Linked DNA regions of Mus musculus: region 2 is linked to region 1. A link is a loop called in an ENCODE intact Hi-C map of the cell type or tissue named here. Cell type or tissue: heart. All regions are shown on one strand. Links, peaks and the distances in the headings refer to the core of each region. The heading gives the core; the rest is flanking DNA. Region 1 overlaps Angpt1 (angiopoietin 1). Region 2 overlaps Angpt1 (angiopoietin 1).

Evidence for each region. Peaks named below come from ENCODE experiments on the same cell type or tissue, not always from the same donor. Only the 100,000 strongest peaks of a DNase experiment are listed, where the experiment ranks them.
Region 2: a loop joins it to region 1, with 2.1 times the contacts of the local background. A loop is called at or near these places in 2 of 42 quality-filtered maps.

What each region holds. Positions count from the first base shown.
Region 1 is chr15:42,506,277-42,522,478 of GRCm38, reverse strand. It overlaps Angpt1 (angiopoietin 1), which reads left to right. Exons shown (of 9, transcript NM_009640.4): 3 at 10,074-10,195. Among named protein-coding and RNA genes, the nearest start is that of Gm41313, 150 kb to the left of the region's middle. In heart, for the core only: no CTCF peak of the experiment used is centred there; a DNase peak (open chromatin) is centred at 7,138.
Region 2 is chr15:42,561,245-42,577,446 of GRCm38, reverse strand. The region is part of intron 1 of Angpt1 (angiopoietin 1); the gene reads left to right. Among named protein-coding and RNA genes, the nearest start is that of Gm41313, 97 kb to the left of the region's middle. In heart, for the core only: no CTCF peak of the experiment used is centred there; no DNase peak of the experiment used is centred there.

The sequences.
Region 1 (16,202 bases), core at 2,988-10,987:
TTTTTTTTTCTGTAGACCACTATCAGATATACAGGAAATATAGGGAATGGCAACTAGATCTCATAACTGAACAACATGATATGTATTGACTCATTTATAATCATGTAAAGCAAGCATGCTCATTTATAAAATATTGATTTCCTATATTACACACAATGAAAGTGTTTGTTTTGTTCTTTTTTTTTTTTTTTTTACTTTATCTAATGCCAAATGCTTACTTCCTGCAACAAACAGTTTCATAAGTTCCAACCCTGAAACACTAGCAGGTGAGATGGTTCAATCGTGTAAGGTGCTTTTCACCAAGCTTACGGACATGATTTCAAGTCTCAGAATTCAGAATTCATGGAGAAGGAGAGGACTCCAGTGTGTGTGTGTGTGTATGTGTGTGTGTGTGTGTGTGTGTGTGTGTGTGTGTGTGTGTGTGCAAGGATCTTTATTTATTTTTATGTCACTCCAAAACCTTCTCTGATATTGTTTTTATTCTTTTCTCATCAAGGAAGTACTGATGTGGTGGAGAAAAAAAAAGTCTTGTCAATATTTTAATCTTCAATCTGTAAAGATTTTTGTTTTGCAAGTTTTTAAAAGTAGCAATTTATTCTATGTTCCAAAGACTGGGAAACATGTACTTTCTGAAAGATAATACAGAGAAGGCAATGAATAAAGAGAAAATAGAACTCTGAAAATTCATCATAAACAGTGAAAATTCATCATAAAGGCCAATTAAAGTTTACTAGATATAGCAAGAATATTTTTAGGATAGACAAACTCAAAATTAATCACAAATCCTTCAGAATTATCAACCAGAGTCAATTAGACAAGAGAATGCTCAGACAGGCCTCCTTGTGCTTTACAAAGTGAAGCCCCTGCATTCTTCTCATCTTCCTTTGAACATGTGGCAGTCATTGGTGTTTACACTCCAAACTTTTCTTTATCAAGTGTGCATCCACATGGTGTATATTTGAACTCTTGTGTGTGTTTTGCTTCAACCTAACCATGAAAGTGCACCCTGTTCCTGCCACAGAGTCATTTACAAAATGAATACTCAGTGCCTTTACATGATTCACTCAAGAGCTGAAGGAGCCTTCTACTCAGTCCATGTTTGCTCTGGTATTTTGCTCTGATATCCTCCTAACTCGGTTTCACACTTTTGTGGTTTCCTTTCCTGAAAATTGACTTCAGGCTGTTTTAGAATCTGAGGATCATGTAGCAAGAGCTTTGCCCCGTTGTGCACCCTGGCTCTCACATGATGATCTTATAAAGATAAGCTCCTTATTGCTTACTAGTCCTCTGTTGACCTTCTAGATTTGTACTTTCAAAGGCAGTAGGAAGGCCTTGGTTTTGCTGCAGGGCATAAAGAATCCCTACACCCAATGAACATTATAATCAGAAAAGGGGTCCTGGGATGAGCACCTCTAGAAAAGATTGCTGGCCATGGGCGTGCTAATGAGAAATTGAAACCAGAGAAAGCCTTTTCCTTCTCCCTATCTCAGTGGAGAACAGCACTCATTCAGACACATCAGTATCTGCAAACATCCCTTCCTCTCCAAGTTCCTCTTTTTCATAAAGGAGTGAGGATCATGAATTATTCATGTGCCCCTCCTGTTGTGCAATCTCACTCTCACTTTGTCCTCAGGCAAATTTGGTGTCAAGGGAGAGAATTTATCAGATCAACAAACCAAATTAAGTTCTACTTTTAATTGTCCCCTTGCCTCAGTCTAATCTTACACACATATTAACTAGTATCAGCAAATACGTCCTATAAAGTATGTCATATTTTCATTCCTTGTTGGAAGATGAGGAAACTAAAATAAAGAATGATGCAAAAAGTCGGTTCAGATGAAAGAATTAGTGACCATTAAAGTGAGAATTTAAAGTGAAGCAGTCTGGTGTCAAAATCTGCATGACGAGTATCTTTCTACCAGTGCTGATCTCTCTCCTGTGGTTCTGCTTTTTTCTTTAAGATTATGGAATTATCATCAACGGGTGCAAACAGAGAACAAGATTTAGCTCAGAGCAATACTCTTAAAACTACTGAGCGCCTCTTATATGTAATACCATGGCTTTGCTGCTTATGGGAATGGCAGTCTCCCCCTTCCCACACATACACCATTCATTCTCTCAGGTGCCAGTGACCTCATCACATGCAGCCTTCAAGCTGTCCTTGCCAGCTGCCAGCTGTGTCAACTGTAGGGAATGTCTTCAGACAGCTATCTCAAGTTTCCTCCAGTCTCCAATAGTTCCAGCACTATGGTATTAGAAACAGAATTTAATGTCATTTGAACAGATGTATTTTGCATATTTCCATGGGGCAAGATGTCACAATAAGCAGTCCTTATGTTCACTGTCTTTGAGTTAAGGTGGTATAAAGTCTCTAGATCAAGTCTCTTTCTCCAATTTCTGTCACATTTAAAACACACCTTTTGAGTATGCTGTTGTGGGAAGTCTGATTGAACAGGGACCCCAGCTGCTGTAGTCTCAAGCCCATCAGGTATTGGTGCAGAGACCACAATTCTCAACAGCCATTTCTAAGCAATGACTCACTGTGGCAGGATACTTAGCATCCTTCCCAGGAGCTTTAGAACTTTGCTGACACATGACTTTGGCTAGTGTTTTCCCATCGCCTGTTGCATATAATTACAGCTGTCTTGAGGACTAAGACTTCCACTGAGTACTCCTTTTGCCTGCTCTCTTCCTCACTGGGGTAAAGCCTGGACCTCAATCTGAAGACCATCTCTGGCTCCTCCCACTAAGTTTCCCTCCATAGACATTTGCTCTAATAAATCCCCTGCACTTTAATCCCACTTCCCTTCTGCTTCTCAGAGGTCACTAAGGACTATAACTTCATGGATCACAACAGCACAGTTAGAAACTTGAAGCAGTTCAGAAGTAGTCTGTTGAAAGAGCACATCTTTCTTAGATAAGACGGTAGACATAAGTTTCTTCTTATGTCTACCGTCAAAGGCTGACTCTAAAAATTGAACTGTCTTCCTTGATAGGACATTCGAATAAACTTTAAACCTTGAACTAGCTGAAATGATGGTGAAATAAATTAGCGAGAGGGTCTTATAAGGAAAATACATTGGTAATTAATTTGCATAAAGTGCTGGATGACGATTCAGAAAATGTTGGCTCAATTTGACAAGTGTTCTTTTTTGAAGCTGCATTAACACAACCACATTTATCTATGCATATGCTGTGTGTGGCTGTGTTACTGTTCTCACATCGGGGTGGTAATGCCAGAGTTATAGTAAAGACAACATGCCCTAGAGATCAGGGTTTCTGCCTCCCTCCCCCTCCCCTGTTAATGTGACAAAATATGTAACAGATACAACTTAAGGGAGTAAGAATTTATTTTGGCTTACAGTTTGAGAGTACAAAATTCATGATGTGGGGAAGGCCACATTGTGAGTGTGTAGCTGTGAATGCTCACGTTTAACTATATCAGAAAGCAGAAAGGTCTGAGGCTACACTACAAATAAGACAAGCTACAAACCTGAAGACTTACCCGTAGGGATCCATTTCTTCCACTGAGGCCCCAAGCCATAAAGATTCTATAATTCCCCAAAACAGCATTGCCAGCTGGAGACCAAATGTTCAAACACATGAACCTTTTGGGAACATTTTACATCCAAATAATGACAGCTCACCAAGCTAAGATAGTTACTACTTGGCTACTGACTGAAAAAAAAAAAAAATCTAACTAGTTCTTCAAACACATGTTAATTGGAAAGTAAGGATTTTCTTTCCTCCTTTGAAGCTCTATCACTGGGATTTGGAGTAGAACATGATGTATATCAAAACCTTAGTAAGTTCTAATTAAGTAATTAACAACCCTGATTGTAATATATTTGGATTTTAACCCAAGGCTGTGTTGGTAGTAATATAACTAAAAACTTAGCTGATGGGCTGAGTATGACTTCAAAGAAAAGTAAGCTACTGAAAAAGATTGGGCTGCAGGAGTAATCATCCCAATGTAGGTTTTTGTACTCTGAAGAACATGATAAATTTAGCCCCTTCCTGCCTTATTGTGATAATTTGATCTGTATAATAAGGAGAAATCAGATGATGCCATCAGCTGCCACAAACTGAAGACGTCAGGATGCCTGGAAAGGCAACAGTTTGTAGCAGTAGTTAATGGTCAAAATGGCATTTTCTTAGGCAGAGAAGCTGTGGGTTCTTAGTTACTTTTAAGGAAGAACTGAGACTCTAAATTTAGAGAAGCCACATAGTTCACTCTAATAAACAAGATAATTCAACCTACAATATCTGCATGTTTTAAAAAGTACTGTACTTACCAAATTCCATAGCCACATGCAGTTATTATATTTTAAATATGGCACAAAGTTACATTGTTAGGTTATAAATGGTATATATTAATATTCAATATATATTATTCGATATATATTATATTCAAATATAATGAGGTTACTATGAACATTACAAATACTGATATGGATGGTTAATATAAACATATATGACATAAATATAATACATTATAATTTTATACAGTATTAAATATCTATTACTATAACCTATATTAACAATATTTTTCCAAGGTTCCTTAATTTTTCAAGTGATTTTGCAGATAATTTGTTTTCCAAGTTTGATGGGCTCAGTAAACTTGGGTGTCTCTTTTCTTTCTGGCTCCCTCCCCACTTAAGAATAACATATTTAAGCTACTTAGACAACCATTCGATCATCTCTCATATTCTGGGATTGCCAGAGTGTTTATTTGGCATACCTTTTGATTTGTTTTTCCAACACTTCTACTTGTTTAAACCAGAAGTCACTCCGTGTTAAGGATTTCCTGAGCTGAGGTAAGAAGCAGAGCCACTTAAGGAAACTGTTGCTCACTTCATATGGCATCTCATCAAGAGGCAGAGAAAAATCATCATCTTGCTCTTAGTAATGTAAGGTGTGTGATGTGGGCAGGATACTAGGGGCCATATCACTCCATCCCAGATGTTCACTTTCCTCTATGAAGAGAGAGAGAGAGAGAGAGAGAGAGAGAGAGAGAGAGAGAGAGAGAGAGGGAGAGAGAGAGAGAGAGAGAGAGAGAGCAAACAAACAAACAAAAAAACCCACAGTAAATCAATGGCCCTGAGATCAATGTGCTACAAAAAAAGGTATTTTATTTTGTGGTTTCTGTATTTCCTTTCAATAACTACCTTTCAGTTAGTGTGGATTTGAAATGAAATACTCTTAAAAGCATTACAAGAAGCTGTCTGAAAATTCTTACCTCACTTTCTCTAGAAAGTGAATACTTTTTATTTTTTTATTTTATTTTTTTAAATAGCTAAGCTCTTTAAACTACATAAATCCTCCATTTCAGATCTTACTTTCCTCAGCCTATGGAAAACTCTGGGAAATTTAAGCTTTGACACTGGTCCTTAGGGACTTATTGCGTTTATTCTTCACTCTTTCCTTTCTTCCTTTTCTCCCCTTTCCTCTTAAACATTTTTTCCCAGGGATGTGCTTTTGGGATGTGTTTAAGCTAAGAAGGAAATGTCTTTTGTCATTTTAATGGAATACTTCAGTTATTGCCAACAGTAAGTTTCATAGACTCATGCAAGGCAGTGGTCAATTTATCATAGTTTTCTACAGTTCCCCTGCATGCCCAGATTTGAACTTCAAGCCTGTTTGAAAACATCAGTGGAGTGACTTGAAATAAAGCAGCAATAGAGTCAAGCTGATGGGAAAAGAGAAGAGTTTGGCATTTGTGCTTAAACTAAGTTGACCAGCCCTTAGCCTGGATCTCTAAGATAGGTCTGCTTTCTTCTTCCATGCCCAATAATTCAAATTTGGCCTGTAAGAGTGTAACTATGCCTGTGGGGCTGTTACCTTCCATAATCAGTATCTGACTTGCAAACAACCCATTGTGCACTGCCAGCACATAGTTGAATATTCCAGTGGGCATGACTTTGTTCTGCAGGACTATGGACACAGCAGTGCAGGCCCTGTGTAATCATAGTGTAGCAGAAAAACATAGCATGGATAAAAAAGAAGAATCATCTTCAGCAATGGAGATTCCAGAAGGAAAGCAAGATGGGTGAACTACAGGAGAGCACGGAGGTAGATGTTTTTCTAGGCATGGCCAGAACATACTTCTAAGCATGCCTTGAGTATGAAAACAAGCTAACTCGTCAGATGGGATGGGATGGAAATTTCAACCAGACAGAAGTGCAGGTACAAAGACCTTGAGGTGAAAAGGATTTGGCAAATTGAATTGACAAAAAGACAGTAGATGGAGCATAGTGTGGCAGATGGGGGACAGAAGTGATATCCAAGAACTAAGAGATCACAGAGTAAAAAATATGTTACTACAAAACTAAGTCCTTACAAATGTAAACCAACTGAAGAGAGGGTCCATTAGCATATTCAACATGGCAAATGCCGTGATCTGACTTGTTTTCATGAAGGATTTTTGCTCTGTGATAATGTAGACTAGAGGCAAAGGAGAACAAGAAGAAGTTAATACTGGCTGTTGTTGCAAGAGTTAGATACAGGCAGCCTCAATGTTAATCCCAGATAATGATTCTAGTCTGTTTCCAGAGAACATGGGTAAAAATGTAGATTATTCTTCAAAAGCCAAAATGTTGGTCTTTGAATGTGTCGCAAGGTGTGCCTCAGGGTTTCTATATGCTGAAACACCATGACAAAAGTAACTTGGGAGAGAAATTCTTTCAGTTGACAAACTCCCAGGTTATACTTCATCATAGAGCAAGGTCAGAGTAGAAACTCATGCGGGAATAAGGAGGCAGGAACTGAAGCCAAGGTCATGGAGGAGTGCTGCTTACTGGCTCACCTTCCATGGGCTGCTCATCATGCTTTCGTATAACATTTGAGATTGCCTGCCAAGGAGTGACACAGCCCACCATGATCTGGGGCCCCCACTTCAAACATTAGTCAAAGTAGTACCTCACTGACTTCTCTATAGGCCAATTTCAGAAAAGGATTTTGTTGAATAAGAGTCATTCTTCCAGGTGTGGTAAGAGTAGATGAGCTGTTCTCGAGTGTGAGAGCAGGAGAGCTGGCCATGTCCCTTATCAGCTGTGGGCACTGGGTGAGATAGCTGGGGCAGTGCTGGGGAACTTGGCCTGGTGGTATGGGTGCAGGAGAACTTGCCAGCTGACAAACTCAGCTACAGAGCCAGCCCAGATCCAATGCTTCAAGTTGATCCCATCTGTGAAATGCTGGAGCATGTGACGAGGCTGGTCCTACAGATCCAAAGCTGCAAAATCTCAATGACACAGGGCAACAACAGAATGTTCAAGAGGAGTCCCTGTGAGGATCCAGTGTAGCATATAGTATAGCAGAAGCCAGAGGCCTCTAAGCAGACCAATGACTCAATACAATGAACATTAGCAAGTAAAGATGTGTGGACAACAGGGTATACTGTGGGGCACACAGCGACACACCACAGCTTCCATTATGAGATGTGTGTTTGTGTGTGTATGTGTTTGTGTGTGTGTGTGTGTGTGTGTGTGTGTTATATCTTTTAAAACATTTTTTTTACACTTTACTTGTTTTTAAATTTTTCTTTTGTGGAGGATATTTCAGGGGCAGAGGGTAGATATGAAGGGACAGGCAGGTGAGTGGGATCAGGGTAAATGATGTGAAATTCACAATGCATGAATAACAAATAGTAAAAAGAAAGAAATCATTCTTCTGCAATGGTTTCTCAAGTTGTCAAGTTGACAGAAACCAACCAACACGATGTGCCCTCAGAGAGTATGGCAAACCAAAGCAAACACAGGTTTGATGTACCTGTGACCAATGTATTTCATTCCATGAGATGCCATGCCCACCTTTGATTCATACATAAGCATTGTGTGTCTTCTCATTCACGGTACTGGTTGTCACACAGAAATACAAAGTGATTCACGTCTCATTTCAAATATTTATAAGTGCTCATTCAGTAAGCAAAGAAACCAGAAACTGACCTGGGTAAACTATTTGCTGAATGCAGCCTCAGTCTTAATATTCACTACCATGTTTTTCAAATTCTATTTTTCCTTGAGTAAACTGATAAGGACAATAATTTAAAAATAATACTTATGTTAATTCTCTGAGAATTTCATACAATATATTCTGATCATATTCACCCTTCCCTCACCATCCCTTTCTTTCCCCTCTCCCTTGACCCGTCTCAAGCTTTCAGGGCTTTCTACTTTCCCCCACTGAGTGTACTTGTAATGTTGCACAGCTACTCTTGTGAGTGGGGTCCACCCTTGAGTGTGTTCAACCTAGTAAGGTCACATTATTAAAGAAAACTTACTCATCTAACAGTAACCAAATGTCAGTATGCTGGGAATTTGTCTCTTTTGAGCTTATGCAAATATTGTGCATAATGTCAAAATCTTTGAGTTCATGTATGTTTAGGAAAAATGCATTATTGACAAAGTTTTAAAGTCAATAGACAGAGAAGTAATTATAAAACAAATATAGTCCTTGAAAGTTAATACTCCAGTCCTATGTGGTTTTGTTGGCCTTACACTGTTCATAGCCTAGAAAGGAGTGAGATGCTAGAGAAGGAGTAGAAAATGGCAAGATGAGACATTTATACTTTGAAATAGTTAACTGGTTATGATTTGTTTATATATTATGTTTCCATGGATATGAATTTGAAACCACTCCATAGACTAATAGTAATGATTTCATCTAATATTTATGGGATATGTTAGAATTTTAAAAACTCTGCTCTGAAGTACTCCACAAATGTATACCATGTACTTTAGCTTGGTTGCCTAGGTGAGAAGAAGCCCTTCTTTAAATTTAGCATCTGAAGCCGTTGTCTCTCACCTCCAACCTAGTTCCTTCTCTGTCCTACTACAAATACAGAGCCCAGTTGCCTTGCAGTCATAGCTCAACCAAGTAGTTGAGTACGTGTTCCAAAGATCCAGATCCAATCCCAGCTTTAGTCCTGTGCAAAGGTGGAGGAACACAGCAACACTTCCAGTTTTACAGCAGAACCCTGTACTTGATAGTGACACTGCAAAAACAAAGCAAGCAAACAAAAACAAAACAAAAAACAACCCCCCCCCCAAAAAAAAAACAAAAAACAAACAAACAAAAACTTCTCATGTCCCTTTTAACAAGTAGATCTAAGTAAACTATGATGGAAAAAAATGATTTAAGGAGAATTTAAAACCAATATAACCTTTCCCTCCCCTTTTTAAAATCTTCCTTAGTGCAAAGATAGGGAGGGAGGATAGAGAAAGAGAAGGGCAGATGTTGACACCATTTGAAAACCACTTCTAAGGCTGCTCTCTTTGCCTGGAGCATGGTAGAGTTGGGTGTAAAAGTATAGACTTTTATCCTATTAGTCTCTGAGTAGAAGTGTAGATCTTTTGTGACTCTTTTGAGGATTCCAGTCAGTGCAGGTAGAGAAATAATAGCAATATCTTTTTAAAAAATTTCATGTCTGAATGTTGAGCTTTCCAATAATTACTAGAGTGCAGCTTCTCAGATTACTGTGCAAATTTGTGGACTCAAAGAAAGTCTTTGCTTAGAAACTCAGATCTGGAATCTGGATTACACTGGACTCCAGTGTCCTCGTCTATAATGTAACAGGGCCAACAGATGAGATTGTCAAATAAATGAAATAGTATGTGAAAGTTCTTTTGAATGAACTACCTGCCATGACAGCCATCCAATAAATATGGTAAAAAATCTCCCCAGACTAACACAAGAGTTGTTTGGATTTCTAGTTTAATTTAGTAAGGTGATAGGCTTCAGTAGGTATATATCATATATCTCTTAATTCAAAATGACCTGTAATATCAAGATCTTGTACTAATAATATATCTTGCACTTATAAATGTTGGACAGAACAAAAAGGAAACTTTCAAAATATATTATCCTAGGATGTAAGGGTATAAAATTTGGAATATTCAAACAAACTTAGTTCCCATCTGCCTGTGTTTCCACTTACAAAGCTATATTTGATAGATTGACCATCATATGCCTAAGTCATTCGGAAAAATATTAAGAACAAAACCCATTTTAAAATCTCAAGGATTTTTTGCTACTTGTTTTGTGATTGAAATTTTATTTTTCAAAAATGTTTCAAGGTACTAAATCAAACATCCCGACTTGAAATACAACTGCTAGAGAATTCATTATCAACATACAAGCTAGAGAAGCAACTTCTCCAACAGACAAATGAAATTCTGAAGATTCACGAAAAAAACAGGTAAGGACTATTTTATTATGAAAATGCTTTTATGTATACCTCTCGAAATCCTTTATCTCACCGGCAACTGAAAGTTTCTTTTGAGGTAACTGAAAAACTATATCCACAAGAGAAGAGAAAGATGCAGGTACAGCCAATGTGTCAACCATTGGGCCTGTGTTCTGATTCCATCTGGAGTTGCTTAGCCCTCAGTCTTAACTTCTGCCACGGGCCATTTTTCTAATAGTACCATATATACAAAAATTGTTTGCCATTTTGGCTAAATAGACTGACATTTCTTCAGCAGCACCAACTTTGTAACCTTAGAGAGAAGAATGGACAGCTGCTCTTGGATTATTACTCAGCCAGTCATTTACTCCACTCTTCGGATCATGGTAAAACACAATTCAATTCAATTCAGAGAGCTTGGATTACAGGAAAGCAGATTTATAATTTTCCTCAGAAAATACTTGCCTATAAAATAACTAATAAGAGTTTTTTTTTTCATTTAAAGTCATTTAAATTTGACATAAATTTTCTTGATTGATTAATAGATATCCTCATATCAGGCATCTCAGGTCAGTGGAGCATAACAGATTTTGAAAGGTGGGACAGTGAAACTAGCTCACTTTGATGTCATTAGTACTGATGATTGGTGCTTGTCACAAAGAACCATCTTCTATAGAATGAGTGTCGTTCACTTCATTGCATTTTCTTCTGGATATTGATTGTCTACAGGATGGTTTAGCTCTTATGCTGCATTCAGTAAAGACAACTGTCTGATAAGTAGTCACTAAATACCACTATCTGCTGGAGCTAGAATCTGCTGTCTAGATTCTCTTCCAAGGCCAGGGGAGCATGTAGCAGGACTATGGCCCTTCCTCCTCTGCAGAAGGACCAGGGAATCAGACCAAATGAGTAGCCTGCCCAGGGTCACACAGCTTGCTATTGATGGAAGCAGGAATGCAATCCATTTGCTTTGCTGGTAGCTCTCTTCTTTCACCCTCACAGAAGGCGTCTCATGATCTACAGCCTAAAGGCTTTCCCAGTATCAAGCAAAGAGTAGACCTCAATGCCAAGGATTACAATCAAACTTCTGCACGAATAAAATAAACCTGACTGTTGATTTAGCATCTGCAAGGGGTCACAAGTGTTACATTTATTTATTCTTGTAGGGTGATATGGGATAAACTATTTAAGTATAAATAAACTTGACAGCACTTGACCCTGAACTGGCTGTTTGATGAAATGTTCTGAAATTGAAAAGCCTCTTGAAAATTACTGTTTATCCCAACACAGTCCCACGATAACCAGAAATATGCAAGTGTATAACAGGTATGCTTTACTTCAGTCACCCTCAATTTAGGGTTACCACCAAATGCCTTAACTTTCTTGCTGAAGGGAACCCCACTTACAATAATGTATTTCAAGATCTCTGTCCAGGAATTTTGAGTATGTCGATCAATTGCATGTAATTTTGTTTTTCTGAGTCATTATATTTAGGATCTTTAGAAAGGGAATAGATAGATACATAGATAGAAAGATAGATAGATAGATAGATACATAGATAGATAGATAGATAGATAGGCAGACACATACAAATATATATATATATATATATATATATATATATATATATATATCAAACCTATCACTAAATGATGATAAAGGGCTGGTCAAAGATAAAGTAAGTTCAAAGGACTGAACTTATCTGAAAACTTACTGAAAGTGTAAAATGAAATATCTGTTATAGAAACAAATGAAAGAAAGTAACGAAGAAAGGTCACATGAGTTACTGGGCCAGCTAAAACTTTATGTTCTGTTGACTTGAACCTAGTTCATTTCACAACAACCAAAGAGTACTTATAATGGACTTGTTATAACCAACAAAGAGGTAGTTCTAGGGGCAAACTGGTCAGGAGAAGCAGGCTTAGCATGGGGATGGGGGAAATGGCTACTTTTCATTCTCAGCTTGATAGATTTACAGTCACGTAGGGGAAATACCTCTGGGCTGTCTGTGAGGAATTTTCCAGAGAAATTTAAAGCAGGAGGGAAGAGCCACCCTGAGTGTGGGCAGCAGCACGGCAGGTACAGGTACTCCAGTCCTAGACTTAGCAAAAAGGAGGGATTCAGCTACTCCCAGTGTTTGCCTCTCACTGGCTCTAGACAGGGGAAGATGCCATGTGATCCCTTGTCTCTACGCCACTACTGTTAGACCCTGTCATAACATCCTGTTTCCCTGGAAGCAGGAGCCAAAATGAACCCTTCCTCAAATGGCTTTAGTCAGGTATGTCATCACAGCAGTAAGAGAAGTGACTAATATAAAAGTGAAGGAAACAAACAGATGCCATCTGCAACAGCGGGTCACTTCCTGTCCTTTCTTCCTTAAGCCAGAGGACTGTGAGTATTTTTCTCACTAGTGTTTTCCCCCAAGCACGACTTTTCAGGCTCCCTGTCCAACTAAGTATGCATTTTATATGTTAAACTTGGTTGTGCAGCTATTTTTATTGATATTTAAAATTTATTAAAATTTAATTTAAATAAGAATGCCCTTGAGAGAGCTAAAGGGGTCTGCAACCCTATGGGTGGAACAACAATATGAACTAACTGGTAGCCCCAGAGCTTGTGTCTTTATCTGCATATGTAGCAGATGATGGCCTAGTCTGCCATCATTGGAAAAAGAGGCCCCTGGGTCTTGCAAACTTTATATGCCTCAGTATAGGGGAACACCAGGGCCAAGGAGTGGGAGTGGGTGGGTAGGGGAGTGGCGGGGGAGGATATGGGGGACTTTTGGGATGGCATTTGAAATGTAAATGAAGAAAAAAATTTAAAAACCACTTTAAAAAATAAACTTAAGTTAAAAAAAAAAAAAAAAAAAGAAAGAAAGCCCTTGAGAAGTCAGGAAAATCCCAGTAGCAAGTCAACTTCAGTAAAGCAGTGCTCTGGGAGCTGTGGTTGATATTAGCATAGTGAAGCTGACTCCAGACCCTCAGAACTGACCATCTTGTTTCCGGAGTCATAACTTCAGTAGTTTTAAAGAAACACATTGAGAATATAAACTCAAACTCTCTGCACCTAAATTCAGGTATGTTTCTAACCAGATGCTTTTCCACCTTAATAAGCTAGGTGAAGACTCTTTTATTAAACTAAGCAATGTGCCCTTCACTTTTAGGATAGACCTGATTGTCTAATGAGTAGATTAGAGTCATTAGATTGACAGAAGGTTTGAGTCATCCTCGTGTTAGCACCAATGCTTTAGTGTGTGGATTGCATCACACAGCTTTTCTCTATTTAAAGACTTAGCTTGGTAAGCTGCATTGTGAGAACACTCACAAGTTCTATTTTATAATGAAGAGCTGGGTATGTAGCCAGGTGGCATATACGCTGCCTAGCAAGCATGGGACCTGAGTTTGATCTGTAGCCCCAGTAAATATGTAGAAAAACAAACAAATAAATGCTTAAAATTAAATAGACAATTGTTGTTTTGAAGTATGTAGTGTATAAGGATACTAGAAAGCAGTATTATTTTCAAATTAGTTTATATTTGTATATTTCACCATAAACAAAAAGGATTTAGGAATTGAATAACTGGATGTATCTATGCATAAAGAATTTTATCGAGTCAATCAAGAGGAATTCACTTTCTTCTGCTTTTTTTTGACTTGCGATTCTGTAAACATCACAAAGATACACATTAATGTGAATAAAATGTCCTACAATACAAGGTTTTTTTGTTTTTGTTTTTGTTTTTTTGTTTTTGCATTGCATTGCATTTTGTTGTATAGAGACACACTAGAATGGCTTTGATCCATCTCTCAGCAGATGTATTACTATCTATGATTAATATCTTAAAAAGTTACTACCATACATTCTTCACTGTTTCTCCTACTGACTGTGATAATGCCTTCTGCTTTGAAGCTTGTACACTCATTCCTAGGATACCATGGGTTTCAAATGCGAACCTGAAAGGAACCATGATGAATCAGAAAAATAAATGGATACCCTGAACTGTCAGCTATATTTAAAACAAACAAACAAACAAACAAACAAACAAACAAACCACTTATGTTCTTCACTGTCAAGCATATTCACATGTCCCATCACTTCCCTACATCTTTCCTTCCTCAACTTAATTTTATTTATTCCTGTTCTTCCGTAATAGATACATATGCTATATTTATATCCATATGCATTATACACACACACACACACACACACACACACACACATACATGTACATGTATGCATGCATATACCTCTTGGCTTTTTTATCATTCCAGCATGTTTTAAGTGTTTCTTTTTTCTTTTTTGTTAGAAATCTATTTAACCAGACTTCTCACATTGTTCTTTACTAAATCTGGCAAACTTATCCCAGAAAACCTTTAGACTAGGGTCTCAATCCCATAGTATGAAACTAGAAGCATAGCTGTGGTAACAGGAATGTTGAAAGCCTACCTTAGAAAGAGTGCACCAACATGATTTGGACATAGCACCTACTATTATTTCATATTTATGTATTGACATTGGGTAATATTGTTGTATTTCATACACTTAAGTAAGAAGGAGAATATTAGAAAGCAAGCTCTGTTTCCTCCCTGGGGTTGTTTCAGGCTGTGTCTGGCTATGAGTATATTAGGGGCTTTCACTAACAAGTCTGGGAGTTGGCCTTCAGGAGTGTTGCACATCTTTGTCAGAACAAGGTGACATCTCTTATGGTTAAGAATATACTTCACAGGAAAACCAACGAAAAACCTATCTGTCTTTATCAGTAAAGTGGAGTCAGGCTGCTCTTTTATATGAATTTGAATTCTGGTATTACTTCATATGTGCTCCCTTAGGGCATTGTGCAAGTAGATTTAGTTTCCAGTATGGCTGGATTCTTATAGCTATCTTACTGTCTTCCTGTTGAAGGGTCCAGTTCATGCAATGGACTGTAGGCCAAATAGCTGCTTTTAAGTCACATGTATCCTTGCCTACACCATTTTTAAGAAATGATTTTCTTCAAACAAACCAAAAATATCCCATTTGTGACACATAGTCTATCTCCCTATTCTATTTATTGTTATTGTTTATTTTCATATGATCAGTGGAATGAGAAGCACTCTGCCAAGCCCTGTCTAAAACAAAGCAAAGCCAGTGTTCTCCCAAGTAAGCAGAGAAGAGGTCAAAGTCAAATGTGTACATTTTTAGAAATAGTTAATTGATCATACCTACCTCTTTTTTATGTGAATATTAATCTTACAGATACAAGGAAAAGTTATTTCTATATGGAGGCATCTCTGAAATGTAAGAACACCGTGCCCAAGTCAGCCAGGTCTGGTTTGAATCAGCCAATCTACTTTCCAGAGGGGATTATCTAAATTAAGCTCGGTTTCCTCCCCCAGGAATGTCAGGAGCCCTGTCTGGGTGTGTGACTTAGCAGCTTTGAGAAAGATCCATGCCTGTGCAGCCAAGCCAGTGAGCTGGCCTTAAGAGTATCTCCCACCTCTTTGGCAGAAAAAAGAAAGTTTTATAGTTAGGATTATAGTACACACACACGCTGAGAGGTCTTGCTGACTTACATCCTGAAAAATTAAGTAGAACATTTGCAGAGTTGAGTGTGGATTTTTTACTTCATTGGATTCACTTTTTCAACCCCTAAATACACAGATGCACAAAGCAGAGGAGGATAGCATTACTGTTTGTTTTTCCAGAAGTCTAAAAAGAGGTGACTATGGATAATCCTAGTCTGCTTTCTTTAGCAAATTTTATTTTTGTTGGTTGAATTCTGCCCTAATTTCAAAACACAGTTTTAAAAAATCACTTAGAAGAAAGAGACATTGCACTCCGATTCTAGATTTAAAATAAACAATTAAGAACGCAAGCAAATGGAAAACCTCTAGCCCTTGCCTATGATTAGGTTGGTGTGAGCACAAAAGGCAGCAGCCTATGTACCAAACTTTATAACATTCTTCTAGTATGTCTCCCATTTCTTCTCATTAAAGCAAGGGAACAGGAAGCTGGGTGTGGTGGTACCCACCTCTAGTCC
Region 2 (16,202 bases), core at 5,432-13,431, 53 kb before region 1:
GTTGGCATTCAAAAAAGAAGCTGTGAAGCTTCACATTAAAATTTACACATTCAGTATCAAATACATTTTTATCTACTCTCCACTATTAAAACTAAAAACACAAATCCACAAAGAATTAGAAGTTGAAGAACAGTTAGCCTTTTATCTTCTTTCATAACTTATGCCCAATGTCTATGTTCAGTTTCTTCCTCATAATTAGCTTCCTTATTCACAGCTTTTCTTATTTTGACAAATGGGCAACACAAAGGATTGTTTTACATATGGGTACCAATATACCCTTTGAAAATCTTGGAGTCATTACATTAGATCTTCATGGAGAAACACTCCTATAGACATGCCATCTTTCTCTTTAACCAATAAAGCAATTACCTTTCCAGATAATCACCTAAAGTCTAATTGAGGTTTGTTTTTTCCTTTATTATTCAATGTTTCAATTTTATTATTTGTCCTGCAGGTCAAAGAAATGGAGAAGTAACAACAGGACGACATTATTTTCATTTTAACTATAAAAGCAAATAACAGAATCATGTTTTCTAGGTTATGGATGTTTTACCCATTGATTTTATATTTTTATTTAATATTTTGCTTGTCCCTCCTGCAGTCTGTTTCAGAGAATAAAATCCAGAAAACAGAAAGGTATGTGCTGACACCTTTTTTTGATAATCAGGAGATTAAGGTGAATCTTGTTTGCATAAATGCTGATTTTAAAGCCAGCCTGAGCTATATGAGATCCTGTCTCAAAGATGTTTTTTTTTTTTTTTTTTTCCATTTTTTATTAGGTATTTAGCTCATTTACATTTCCAATGCTATACCAAAAGTCCCCCTTACCCACCCACCCCCACTCCCCTACCCACCCACTCCCCCCCTTTGGCCCTGGCGTTCCCCTGTACCGGGGCACACAAAGTCTGCGTGTCCAATGGGCCTCTCTTTCCAGTGATGGCCGACTAGGCCATCTTTTGATACATATGCAGCTAGAGTCAAGAGCTCAGGGGTACTGGTTAGTTCATAATGTTGTTCCACCTATAGGGTTGAAGATCCCTTTAGCTCCTTGGGTACTTTCTCTAGCTCCTCCATTGGGAGCCCTGTGATCCATCCATTAGCTGACTGTGAGCATCCACTTCTGTGTTTGCTAGGCCCCGGCATAGTCTCACAAGAGACAGCTACATCTGGGTCCTTTCGATAAAATCTTGCTAGTATATGCAATGGTGTCAGCGTTTGGATGCTGATTATGGGGTGGATCCCTGGATATGGCAGTCTCTACATGGTCCATCCTTTCATCTCAGCTCCAAACTTTGTTTCTGTAACTCCTTCCATGGGTGTTTTGTTCCCACTTCTAAGGAGGGGCATAGTGTCCACACTTCAGTCTTCATTTTTCTTGAGTTTCATGTGTTTAGGAAATTGTATCTTATATCGTGGGTATCCTAGGTTTTGGGCTAATATCCACTTATCAGTGAGTACATATTGTGTGAGTTCCTTTGTGATTGTGTTACCTCACTCAGGATGATGCTCTCCAGGTCCATCCATTTGGCTAGGAATTTCATAAATTCATTCTTTTTAATAGCTGAGTAGTACTCCATTGTGTAGATGTACCACATTTTCTGTATCCATTCCTCTGTTGAGGGGCATCTGGGTTCTTTCCAGTTTCTGGCTATTATAAATAAGGCTGCTATGAACATAGTGGAGCATGTGTCCTTCTTACCAGTTGGGGCTTCTTCTGGATATATGCCCAGGAGAGGTATTGCTGGATCCTCCGGTAGTACTATGTCCAATTTTCTGAGGAACCGCCAAAGATGTTGATAAAATAACCAAATAGTACTACCATTACAGTATAACTCATTATAATACGTGTGACGTGTATATGTATGCATAATATGAGTCTTACAGCATACATGCAAATCTGAGTTTTATAATACATTTCACCAAGTTTCTAACTTCAAATGTTATAGACCTAAATGAAAAGGTTCTGGAACTTGCTGAAGCTTTATATGAAGTCCATCTATAATACCCTCAGGCTAGTGATTGCCCAGCAACCAACTCATTGACCTTGCTTATGAATTATCCTTTGTGGATTTAAAAGCAGGTCACTTCAGATTGTCAGTTCATGATCTCATCCCTCTAATCTGCTCAGCAGCACAGAAGTCTGCCAAATTGAAGCAGCTATTCTAACCCACAGAATCAGCTAATGTAGTTACACTGGGCCCCTGAATAATTCTTTTCCTTTAGTGGTTCCCTAAGAGCATTTTTGTATGTGAATATAATTTTTTTAGTATAATGAGCATAAAAGAAAAGAAAAATGAAGAATCTAAATTTCATTTAGTGACAGATAATCAGTTGGTATATACAGATTATTGAGATTATGCCACTAAAAGATACCAAAATTACATGTGAATCATGGGGGCTGAAAATTGAAGCAGTTTTGAACATTTTACCTAGGTCTTTCTTACCAAATGGCAGAAGTTTATACACTCAAAGGACTGCCTAGGCAGCAAGCCTCAAAACAGATTACAAGCGCTCCAGAAACACACATCAAAGGTTAACTCTTTTATAGCAGGATTAAGAGTTAGAAAGAGTGTTTTATGGTAAAGTCAATCATGTGGGCAGGGGCGAGGAGTGAGTTCTTGTGTATTTGAAGATCAGCCAGTTCCTTGCTGTCACTACTATAAATCCATATGTGTTTCAGTTATTTTTTTAAAGAACTTTGAACTACAAGATCACCCTAGTGTTGTTCCATACTTAACAAACTTCATTAGTTCCTGCCTGTATCCTCTTGTATTTTCTAGTTAATAATTACAGCATTTCCCATGGGCTAGATGTTTGATGTTTATTAGGGTAAAAACTTTCATTCATGAATTCGTTGACCCTTCATTGAGAACATACTATGCTGTTGTGTGCTGGCCACTGTTCTAAGCAGTCAAAATACAGAGAATCTGATCTCCCGGAGTGTTATAAGTGTATCAGTTTGGACTAAGATCTGCATATTTGGTGAACAGCAGTGTGATGTTGAGGATCAGCAAATGCCTCTAGGTAAACAACTAAAAGTAAACTGACTTCTCTCTTCATGTGATTTTTCACAAACAAGAATGGTAAGATTGAGGTCTTGCCTTAAAGAGTTGGTATGCATTCAGTAAATATTAATTTCACTAAAAGCCCCACTCTTTTGGGGATACCCAGGGGCCTCCACTGTGTTCTAGCAAAGGCAGTCTCTGAAAGAAGTGAGAACTTTGCATCTCATTCATGCTCTTTAAGCTGGATTTGGCAGTGATGAGGTCCAAGCATAGTATGAAAATAAACTAGTTCCCCTGTAGTTTCCTTACCTATGGCTGCCTCACAAATGTGGCATGTGGCTACCTGTCTGTGAAACTGACATCTCAAACCAGTGGTGATATTTGAGGTATGACTGATCAGTGTTATTGTGGACCATTTCAAAGACATGTCATATTGCCATGTGGATTATGGTTTGGGAAAACAGTTGGAGTCAGAGTGCCTATGTGTTCCTCAAAGATTTTGTAGACACTAAGTTTGGCAAGTTTATGAGACATGTATTTCATTCTTGTCCACAACAAACTTGAATAACCATTACTGTTTTATGTCTGCAAGCCAATGAGTCTCCAATATTTAACATGGTAAATTTTGTAATTTGACAAAATTAAGGACTTGCCAATAAACATTTGGGAAAAAATGGGAATATTTCTTCATACTTATCAATATTAAAAGGAACAAAAAGTTTTTTCCCCAATACAAAAAAAGCTATTGCCATTTCTATTTATTTCTTCTTTTTGAAACTTCCTATAACATGTAAGAAAAACTCCTGGCTTCAAGAAGCAGTTCTTTAAATGCCAGTTGTCATGTATTCCTTCTTTTAGAAGGAAAATCCCATTCCATTTTGACATTCCAATTTTGATTTCACAAAGAATATTACTAGTGATTGAGAAGGTTAGAAAAAAGGCTTAGGAACACAGAGAAGAAAAACTTACAGTTTGGCAGTGGGCTGAGAACCTTTCTCAGGAAGTTGCCCCCTCTTTGAATGAATGTTGAACATCTGTTCTACCCACTAACTGTAAGAGTAAATTGTATATTTTCAGAACATTGCACTTGACTGGATTTAAGCTAGGAAGACACTGAATATTATGAAATCCTGATGGTAACTTTGAACATTGTTTGTTTGTTTTAAATACATATTCTAACTTCTGTTACATTGCAAATGATCTATGACTTCCAAATTTGGTTACTACAGCTACTGAAATAACTCTGGACAAATATTTGTCATGATTTTCCCAGAACATTGAGAACTATGAAATACCAAAAATGCCCTAGTGTCATCTCAGGTCCCATTTCCTAGTGACATGGTGACTGCTCTTCCCTCTCCAGCTCATCAGTCATGTTGGCTCATTCCCACCCTACCCCTGTAGGAAACAATCTGAAAAACAAAATATCAGAAACCATCAATTTTATAATAATAATAAGTGTAATTAAGATTTTTCTCAAGATTAAAAAATAGAATGTTGGGTAGTACTCTGTACTCTGTCCATGGAAGTTTTAATGTGAGCAGAGAGTGACTTCTCTGACCTATCTAGAGGCTACTCATGTGTGTGAGTCCTGCAGAAACACAAGATCTCTGATTCTTTGACTCAAAAGGAAAATTAACTCTTAGCAGAAATTTGAAAATTACGAGGAAATTTAATCTTAAAGAAGAGAATCTGTTTTTACAACCAAGGCAATGTTTGCATAAACCTTATGCATCCCTTCAACAAAAAGTTTAAAAGAAACTAAAGATGATTAATTTCATTCTTTCCAATGTACTTGGAGATTTTTCTGGATAAATTGTACATAAAACTAGAGTATAGGTCTTCATGTACCTGACATCAAATATTTGTGTACTTGTGTGTGTGCCCATATGTAAGTATGCCATATGGAAGCCAGAAATTAACATCAGATCTCATTCTTTAATTGCCTTTCTATTTTATCATTTAAAACACCACCTGTCACTGAATTTGGAATTTAATGATTTGACTAGACTTCAGATCAGCAAGCATCAGTCTGCCTCTCCAGTTCGGGTATTTCAAACACCACTTAATATTTAAAAAGGTACTGGGGATAGAACTCAGGTCTTTACACTTTCATAGTAAGTACTTTACTGATGGCGCCATCTTCCCAAACTACTGTGTTCAAAATTACTAATGTAAGAGAATGAGGAGTCAGAAGATTAGTACCATCAAGAATTATTTACTTGAATGATGCAAGTGTTTTGTGAAACTTTTTCTAGTAGAATTGGTGTTTTAGTTACTGTTCTGTTGCTGTAAAGAGACACCATGGCCAAGGTACATCTTATAAAAGATTTAATAGAGGCTTTACTTACAGTTTCAGAGTCCAAGAAGCAGACAGGCTTCACATTGGAGAAGTAGCTTGAAGTTTTACAATCTGAGCCCTGTCCCCTCCCCTCCCCTGAGATAGTAGGCAGGAGAGAGAGAGAGAGAGAGAGAGAGAGAGAGAGAGAGAGAGAGAGACAGAGAGACACAGAGAGAGAGAGACAGAGAGAGAGACAGAGAGAGAGACAGAGAGAGAGAGAGAGAAAGAGATCAGAAAGACAAACCACAAAACCTACTCTCAGTGGCACACCTTCTCCAAATAGACCAGGCTTCCAAGTCCTTTCCAAACAGTTCCACTAACTGGTGACCAAGCATTCAATAATAGGAGTCCATGGAGACCACTCTCATTCAAATCACCACAACAGTTTAGGTGGAAATATTAAAATTTTCATAATTCAGTAATATGCTATGTAATGTTATCCTGTTTTATATCCTTATACCCAGTTAGCAATTGTAAAACATATTATGTTTAATAGAACTCACATCCTTCCCCACAAGAAACTATACTTGTGATAGTCATTTTGGATGCTTTGAGCATATTTACTGTATTTATTTAGGAACCTTTATAATTAATTATATATGATACCAACAAATATTAAATGCTTCTATCCTTCCCATAACTCATAGTGGGAGAGGCAACACTTGAACACAAGCCATCTCAGCACTCAAATGTTTTATAAGGAAAACAGCATCAGAAAAACCTTGATAATAATTTGATTTACTTTCATTTCAACTTTGGAATTTGAATCATTGGATGCTGAAGTCTTCTGTACACTGAGGAGTTGGTCTTCTGAATATTTGTTAAATAGAATAGACTTTTTTGAGTGAGAGAATGTGGCTGTGCTAGATGACTTTTTTTTTTTTTTTTTTTTTTTTTTTTTTTGGCTATCAATGACTTTTATCATGGTCCCATCAAAACCCCAAGCAAGATCATAGGTCTACAACAGACTAGGGAATATAGATACAAATTAGAAAATATTCTTGATGCTGTAGTTGCTGGTTCTAAGATTTGCTTTTCAACACTTCCCTTAGATAGTTTAATTTATTTTAAGGGAGAGGGGGAGAGGGAGAGGGAGAGGGAGAGGGAGAGGGAGAGGGAGAGGGAGAGGGAGAGAGGGAGAGAGGGAGAGAGGGAGAGAGGGAGAGAGGGAGAGAGGGAGAGAGGGAGAGAGGGAGAAGGAGAGAGGGAGAGGGAGAGGGAGAGAGGGAGAGAGGGAGAGAGGGAGAGAGGGAGAAGGAGAGAGGGAGAGGGAGAGGGAGAGGGAGAGGGAGAGGGAGAGGGAGAGGGAGAGGGAGAGGGAGAGAGGGAATATGGGACTTTTACCAGGACAGTTTTACAGATATAGGCTGCAACTTCAGACACAACCAGCCAGAGAATGAGGATCCAGAAAATTAGAACAGATTGGCAGAGTTAGTTTGAGACCAAGCAGAGCAATTTAGTCAGAAGCCATGAGAAGCCAGTTTGAATCAGTCAACTTGGAGAGGAGTTTGGGTCAGAGCAGCTGAATTGAAACAGCCATCCAGAGTTCAGAAATGCTAGAAAGGGTAAGCTTATTAAGCAAGAAACACCTGAGATGACAATTTTACACCTGGGGAATAAAAGTTACATTTACAAGGACAAAGATCTTTCATATCACATAAGAAATAGAGCTTCTAGCTTTGTATTACTTAAGACTGAAGTTGTCCAACTGGCAACAATTTAATATTGTTAGCCATTGGCTGTTCAGGTATCCTTGGTATGATGTCATTTCCAGAAGGAAGCATAGATGAAAAACAAATAAATATATGAGTTTCATAAGAAAGAAGGTTTAAAGTATTGACATACTAAATTTAAAAATAAAACTGTTACATTTCTTCTGTGGGTAGCAGATGTCATTATTGATGAGGCTAAAAGCAAGAGACTTATTCAGTGTCTCTTTAAGGTATCAGAAACTTTGGAGTTCTAGAGCATGGAGCTATGATCCCCCTGCCTTCCTTTGCTCAGACATTCATCATTATGCTTGAGAATTTACGTTTTTTTCTCACATTATAAAAGTTCAATTTAAAAACAATCTTTTACCTTAAATAAAAGTTGCAGTATCTCCTCTCATTTGAAAACATTTTTATTCACCATTTAAAATTTTTATACTAAATTTTTAAAAATTTTATGTGTCTGGGTATTTTATTTGTATGTATATTTGTATGTGCCATGAGAGTGCTTACTGTCTACAGAGGCCAGAATAGGGTGTTGAATCCTCTGAAACTATAGGTAAATATAGCTGTAAGCTGCCATGTGGGTGCTGGGAACTAAACTTGGGTCCTCTGAAAGAGCAGGAAGTGCTCTTAACCATCGAGCTATCTCTCCAGCTCCTTCCATTTAAAAATTTTTTTTCATAACTTATTAACAATGTCCCTTTAAGCATTTCCTCTCTAATTGTCCTCTCCTATCTCCTTACTTCCCCCAGTCCCTCCTTCCCAACAAGTACCCTTCTACTTTCATCTCTTTTTTATGGCATTTAATTAGTGTACCTCAGTGAGCATTTGAATAATATAACATACCAGTGGTAATGCCACTGAGTATTATAATTTCCCCTCCATTAACAATCATTAACTATTTATAGCTCTTTAAGGAGGGGCATGGCCTTATGAGCTGTGGACCAATTTTTATGTGTTTCATAGAAGATTTATGTCCAGGTTTCTTACAAAAGTAACAAATGAATATAACAGGTATTCCAATTCTCTATATGCTTTGAATGCTATAACTGGAAAAGTTAGTTAAACAGGTATGGTATGATTTAAAGAAACATAAGCATTATTATCCATGTGTTTACTTATTTCCTAACTTACTAAAACAGTGACATATTTGTGTTGCAGATGTTATGAAATGCTCATATTGATACCTTAAGTCAAAGTTAAATATAAAAATACATCTTCAAATTTTGTTATGACTTTCATGTCAATTGATGTACAGGTGCTTAGTTACATTAATTGGTACAGGGCATTAAAAGAAATTATTTGGGAAAGCAAAAAATTATGAAGTACTGAATTATGCATGCACCAGTATCTTTTATAAAGGATTCTCTCTCTCTCTCTCTCTCTCTCTCTCTCTCTCTCTCTCTCTCTCTCTGTATTCATATGAATAGAGGCCAGAAGTAGGCACTGGGAGTATTCCTATATCACTCTCTGCCTTATCCTGGAACCTGGAACTCTTCCTTTTGGCTAGACTGGTAGCACAGAAGGCCCGTTGATCCTCCTATCTTCATCTTCCACAGTGCTGGGATTAGAGGTATACACAAATCTATCACCCATTTGTTGCATAGATACTGGGGCATGTATTCAGAACAGAGTGAACAGTCCTGAATCATTGAGCTATCTCTCTAGCCTTTCCACTTCTGGAGATGCTAAAAATATGTAGAAAGTGGAATTTTACAAAACAACATTACAAAGAAAGAAATCTTAGAGGTCACTGCCAAGTTCTACAGCTCCACATGAGGCCTTTCACTATATCCCAGGTAGCATTCTGCAGATGCTGAGAGCTCATACAGTGGTTGGATGAAGATCAGAAAGAAAACATGTAGGCTCTGCTAGACATTCCTCAGATTCCTTCTACAAGACCGCTCACTCTATGTTGAACCATTCAGACTTGAGAGTTCTCCTGTGTGTTCCTTACATTATTTATTTCTTCAGTATTTATTATTACTATCGTCTAGATGGTTTTTAAGTCTGTAGCAAGTTACCACTTATGAGAAAGAGACCAATTTGTCAAAATTAATATTTCTTGGATTTTTTGGGAGGATCCACAGGAAGCTCTTAGAAGAGACATTATTTGTTAATGGGTCATTAATATTCTGTATTGCTATAAAATGAACTTATCCTTTCCAAATGATAAATTTAAAAAATTGTTTAAGTATTAAACATAGCAGAACAAGCTTTGCAAAACCCATCCTGAAAACTAGACTAGTTTGGGATATATATATATATATATATATATATATATATATATACATACCTCAGAACATAAGATTGCATAGGCAAATAGGAAATATCATTCTGGTTTGATATGGGGTAGTGTGTTAGTGGGTTGGCAGGTATATAGTCCGGGAAAAATAATACTAAGGTTATGAGAAATAGCACTATAATAAATACCCTAGTAAGTTTTTGATTGTAAAATATAGGTGGAATGGAACTTTGCCTGCATCTGAATTTAGGGCAGTGGGGTTGTTTGAGCCGTGTGTGTGTGTGTGTGTGTGTGTGTGTGTATTATTCTGCACTTTGGATAAGTGGCTGAAGGCATTAGTGATAATCTGCTAGCTCAAGATGGGTCCTATCATCTTACCTCCACACAGGCTACATTTTCACAAGTGAGATAAAACAGGCACATTGTCATGATAACTCTAAAACTCCTCGTTTCATATCCCCCTGGACCCTGAAATTGAACTCCTCCTGGATAAACCCAGATAACACCGAATCTGGAGCCCATAAGAGTTATTTGAACGGATCACCTCTCCAGACTTGCTGGACCTCTAACATGGAGAGAGCCTGGGGCTCTCTTACAGAAATGTGCATTAATCTTCCCTTGCCCCTGGACTCTGGTCGATGAAAGACAGCCCCAGGTCTTGCACAGATATTCAAGAAAGAGGCGACTGAGTTTCTTTACAATGCACCAATCAAAGCAGAGAAAGCTATGAATGCTTCTTCTTGTGGTGCCATCAATCAGGACCTTCTCCACTGTCTTCTCAAGTGGGAAATTACTGCTTCTGATGTTCTTGAATATCTGCCTCCTATTCTGAGCCCCAGCTTCTTGGGAACAGTGATATCTTTCACAGCTCGGAGATCAGTTGTTGGACACTGTAATAAACTCTGCAAGCTTGCATAAGCGTGAGTGCCTTTTCTCCCAGGATGAATGCCATCCACAGTTAAAGCTGTGTCAAACCAGGTCAATTGTGAATCATGTAAACAGAGGTAGGAATCACTAAGCTCTGATTTAGGATTTTGCTCTTGACCTGCAAGAACGAATCTGGGTTAAATCTCCCCAATGGTCCACATTTTAAACTTACAAAGACTTTAAAAAGTCAACTTTACTGCGATCGAATTAGTATTTACTGTATTCTATACAGTATAGTCTACACTTCTTAAACAACTCAGTCATGATCTCAAACAAATATGACTAGCTCGAGTGCACGTAAACTACAGAGTATCTCCAAGAACTGAAAAAAGTCCCTTGTGACCTTGTGCTGCCAATCTCTAGCCTAAGATCCTAGGAACACTGATCTATATTTAGTCCCTATAATTTGTATGAGGGTCACACTCAAATTTGCTTATAAGTGCAATAATATTTCAAACTAACATGTTAAGAGATCAACAAGTGTTGGTGGAAAGAAACTATGGTTGGTTCGAGATACTATTTTGCATTTTCTGACTTGGAAAAAAAGTAGCCTTTCTCTACTTGTGTACAACTTGTTCAAATAGGGGCTGTTCCCGGTATGAGGTTCTACCCTACCTCATGAAGAGTAGAACTGAAGTTGTCATCAGTACAACTGTTATTGAAGGAAAACCATGAAGTTTGTCTAGAACTGGATAGAACAAACAAATTCTAAATTAAGAATCAGAAATGTGTACATATACAAACTTGGTGTGTGGCAAAGGAATCATTTAATTAAATGAGAATACACTAAGTAGACAGCTTAGGAAAATCAAGTTCATTTTCAAGGTCATTTATAAATATCTTCTACCACAGGTGACACTAAATCCAGGAAGTATGAAATTTAAAATTTTAATATATTACCTAAATGTTTTGGAGAAAAAAGTAGGAGTATTGAAATTGTTCTTGGAAAAAATAGGAAACCCAAAAGGTAGACATACAAAACATACAATCTTTTTGTAAAAAAAGACAATACAAAATAAACAGATCATGATAAACAATTATATCTTTCCTATTCAAACATATGCATGAATATAAGAGAAAAGTAATCATGGTAGTAATGTGGTAGAAACAGTATTATCTTAGTAGGCTTGTGACATCAACAGTTGATAAGCAGTTCATCCTCATTACTAGTTAAAAATAGAAACAAATAAGAGTAAAATGTATTTTATCACATTTGCAGGTTTTTAAAGAAAAGTCATAACTTGTAGTGTTTTAAATATGAGTGGAAAGATAGATAAATAAATAGATAGATAGATATCAATATAGATATACACAAAATGGGTAAAAATGGCTTGTGTTATTTTGAAAATAAAGCTGGTAACATTGAAATTTTACATACCATTCAAGGAATACATTCTATGAGAATTATACTACTAGTACTCACATGATTTTATGCAAGAATAATTCCAAGTGTATTTACATCATTGGGATGCTTACTGTTAACTGTGTGATTATGGTGATCTGGTGTAATTTGGAAAAGAGGCCTCTGGGAAAGTCTGTGGACATGTCTTGATTATATTGACTGATGTGGGAAGACCTATCTTAATTGAAGTTGGAACCATTTCCTGGACAGGAGCTCCTGGTCAGTCTAAGGTAAAAAGGACAGTTGAGAAAGTGCACATATTTGCTGCTCTCTGTTCTTGAGTCTGGGTGACATGGGACCAGCTACTTTCATGATCCCTCTGCTTTGGCTTCTGTGCTATGACAAGTTTACTGTACCTTGATCTGTGAGCTAAACTGGATCTCCTGTTTTTAAGTTGCTTTTGTTAGAGTATGATCACAGAAGTGGGAAGAAAAATTCAGACAGGAAAATAAGAAAGATCACTTAAGAGGCAAAGGACAAGACAAATGTGTTTTCAAGAGTAAAACACAACAAATCGCGAGACACCCCCGTTTTGAAGCATCATCATATAGCCATTGAAAGGAATGAATTGCTTTTATGATTTTCCTCAAGTAATACATCTTATGTTCTTTTGATTGTGTTTACTGTACAATAATTTGCAATCATACCTTTTTGAAATAAATAGCATATGTTTTCAGGTGAATGACCACGTGAAACACACATCAAACATACTTAGAGAAAATGGTACACTAATACATGAGGTAAATCACGCAAGAATGTTAAGTGAAGAAATTATTCTGAAAAGCATACCTGTGAGACAATATACATTTTATCCTAAGAAAATATAAATTTTAAACATAGTAAGAGATCAATGGAGAAATAAAAAGTGTTGGCTAGGCTTCCAAGTTATCTGAGACAAATGCTAATGTATTAGCTGTCACACATACTATCAAGCTTGCTTTACTATGCCCAACAGAACTAGTTTATAATATCATGGGAGATTTAAGTGTTGAATTTCATAATATTTTAGGCCACATACCAAACTCTGGATTTTAGCAATTACATTTGTGAGTAAAATTATTCTTGAATAATACTTTACTGTTTAATTAAGAAAAATTATTTGCAATGATACCTGGTGATTGATAAACCAAGTCACACATATAATCTATTTTTAAATAATGAGGAATATTGGACATTTGGAATCTGATTCAGAAAGACCTTTTTTCTTGCCATCTATTCAAATGTGTGGCCTATGAAAACAGATTAGCAGAGAGCAGTTTCTGGAGTCAAACTTTCTGGATTCCCGAATCTGCCTAATCAGTAAAACAGTTTCTGAACTTATCACCTCATTTCCTCTGCATATATTGAGTATCTACCTCATAGGTTCATTCTGATAATTCACTTATAAAACGTTTAAAATAATAATGAACAGATTAATTGCTTTTCCTATGTTTAGGCAGTAGACAATAAGATTCTTTTCTGGCCATTCTGCATTCCATATCTGAGGAATCCTTGATGCTTGATCTTTCACACATACATCCTTTATGGTTTCATCTGACATTTGATTTTGATTGCCACCATGGACAATAACAGCATGGTAAACCATGTGGTAGAATCCAGGAGGACAGGAGCTCAGTCACTCATCTCAACAGCAGCACTTACCACAAGAGGTATTTCCAAGCATCCAGCCTCAAAGTCTGAACTCCACTGAATAGATGGGAGGATCCAGGACCATTAACACAATGAATGATGTATGTCTTGCTCTCTGATTATAGACAGATGCATATCCAATTAAAGATTAGCATGACAATCTAGAATACTTTCTTTCATCTATCTCAGACCTATGTCTAACACATACTTTTAAAGTTGTTTTAAGTAGAATTGCATTTGCTGAGCATGAAATGAAAACTAGAAGCTCTACAAATCATTGAATAGTATGATGATGTGTGCAAAATTATTTTGGGAAATTTGCTTTATGGTATAATTGACTGGTTAACCTTAAAGAAAATGTTGTTATTGAGTTTTCATTTAAAGACTTTGAATTTTGTAAATTGGCATGCATTTTGAAATGCAAGTCATGCATTTTGAAATGCAAGTAGGAACTGCGAGATATTGGTTTTATATTCTCTAAGTGATTGCTACAATCTTTACATTTTTAAAAATACAAAATAATGTTATATGCTATATTATAATACACTGGTAAGATCGGTTGACAATAATTATCCTTAGGTGGAAGAAATAGCCTTAAAATTTTTCTGTAACACACATAAACACAGACACACACGCACGCACGCACGCACGCACGCACGCGTATAATGTTTTGAAGGACTTCAAATTCCTGTTCTTGAACAGGCGTTTGCTTTGTCACCGTGTAATTTTTTTTTACACGTTATCTTCTTCTGTTTGGCTTTATTGTAAGCTAAACAGACAAAAGATGTCCTGGAAAATTAAGTGTACTATCCAATCTGGAGAGGATGTGAAGAGTTCCCAGTGGGAGATTTGCAGAGGATCTACTAGACACTAAAAAATCCCTTTAATTGCTGTCCTCTTGAGGTTCTGTTACATCCATCATTATGAAGTATAATTGCTCTGCATATCAAATTCATGCTCCCAGACTTCTGGAGAAGGAGTCTTTTTTTCAGTGCCAGGACTAAGCTGACTTTCTATAACTGAACTGCAGGGTGATTTTCATGACAGATGAAAGTCTCACTTTCTAAAACAGCAAGGGCTGACACTGAATAAACAGAGCATTTAGACTTTACTGTGATCAGATCAAACTTGTGAAAAAGACAGAGAACATGCTTTCTCCATTTCATATGAGAGGGAAAGAAAGTAATGACACTGGGAAGTGGCTCTTGTCACAGTTGGATTTCTATTGCGGCAGTAAAGACCACAACCAAAGGCAACTTAGGTAGGCATATATATTCTGGCTCAGTCCATTGAAGGATCCAAGGCATGAACTCCAGGCAGGAAGCTACAGGCAGGAACTACAGAGGAAGCAAGGAAGGAACCTGGAGGCAAGAGCTGAAGTAGAAGCCATTGGGGAGTAATTCTTACTGGCTTGCTTCTTATGGTTTTCTTAGCCTGCTTTTCTATACAACCCAGGGGTTGTACCTACCATAGTGAGCAGGCACTTCCACATCAATTATTATACAACAAAATATCCTATAGCTTTGATGCAGGAAATCTGATGGAAGCAGTCTCTTAGTTTAGCTTTTTATTTCCAGATATGTCTAGGCTTGTGTCAAGTTGACCAAAATAATAACAGTGATAATGAGGAGGAGGAGGAGGAACAGGGGGAAGAGGAAGAGGAAGAGGAGGAGGAGGAAGAAGAAGAAGAAGAAGAAGAAGAAGAAGAAGAAGAAGAAGAAGAAGAAGAAGAAGAAGAAGAAGAAGAAGAAGGAAAGAAGAGCCAGTACAGCTCCCCAGAAACAAATTCTTCATTTTTGATACCACATTGTTTTTCTCACTGGAGCCATATGAAGGCTGATCTGTCATGACTAAAAGGAAGTGGTTCCACTAAGCCCATCTGAACTTCTAAAGTCTATTTGTAATGCTGGGAAGGGATATATTGCCATTGTGCGTCCACAATGCATTGGGATTGTAAATGCATGGAAGTGCCTAGCTTCAGGTGGATTCTGGAAATTTGACCTCAGGTGTGATTGTGTGTGATTTTGCAGTAAGTGCTTTAGCCACTCAGCCCCTCTCCTTCATATCATTTTCATCTTGGGGGATTTAGATCACCTACAAATCATTCCTTCGTGTCTGTGATGGTCTCTCCAGAGAGTTCTAACTGAGGATGTAAGATTCCTAAATTCGGGTGGCACTGTCACATGAACCACGATCCCCAAGTAAATAAAGAAAACAAGCAAAGCCCCAACATTCATCTCTGCTCCTGTAGTGTGGCTTCAATATGGATGGTTGCCTCCTTGACCTGTCACAAAAGCCTATTGTGATGTGCCTCAAAAATGTGAGCCAAAATAAGTCCTTCTCCCTTGAGTTGTTCATCCCTGGAGTTATGTTGTCATGGTCACAAGGAAAGTAACTATTACATGTATTAAAACACCTACAGGTACCCAAGTACCCATTAGTAGTCATTTGAGCCATAAAATGCAGAAAGTTTTCCACAGCAGGAAATATAACAAATGGTTCACAGTTTCTCAGCTCATTTCTTGAGGTGCTCCACCAAATCCTGCCCTGATGCAAAAGGATGTTGCTTCTGTCTTTGAACAGATTACAGGAGTGGCACTGAGAAAAAGTTTCTCCCACTCTGTATTTTTTTCCTTTTTTTAAATTAGGTATTTTCTCCATTTATATTTCCAATGCTATCCCAAAAGTCCCCCATACCCTACCCCCCACTCCCCTACCCACCCACTTCTTGCCCCTGGCATTCCCCTGTATGAGGCATATAAAGTTTGCAAGAGCAATGGGCCTCTCTTTCTAATGATGGCCAACTAGGCCATCTTCTGACTCGTATGCAGCTAGAGACACGAGCTCCGGGGGTACGGTTAGTTCATATTGTTGTTCCTATAGGGTTCCTAAAGTACCCTTTAGCTCCTTGGGTACTTTCTCTAGCTCCTCCATTGGGGGC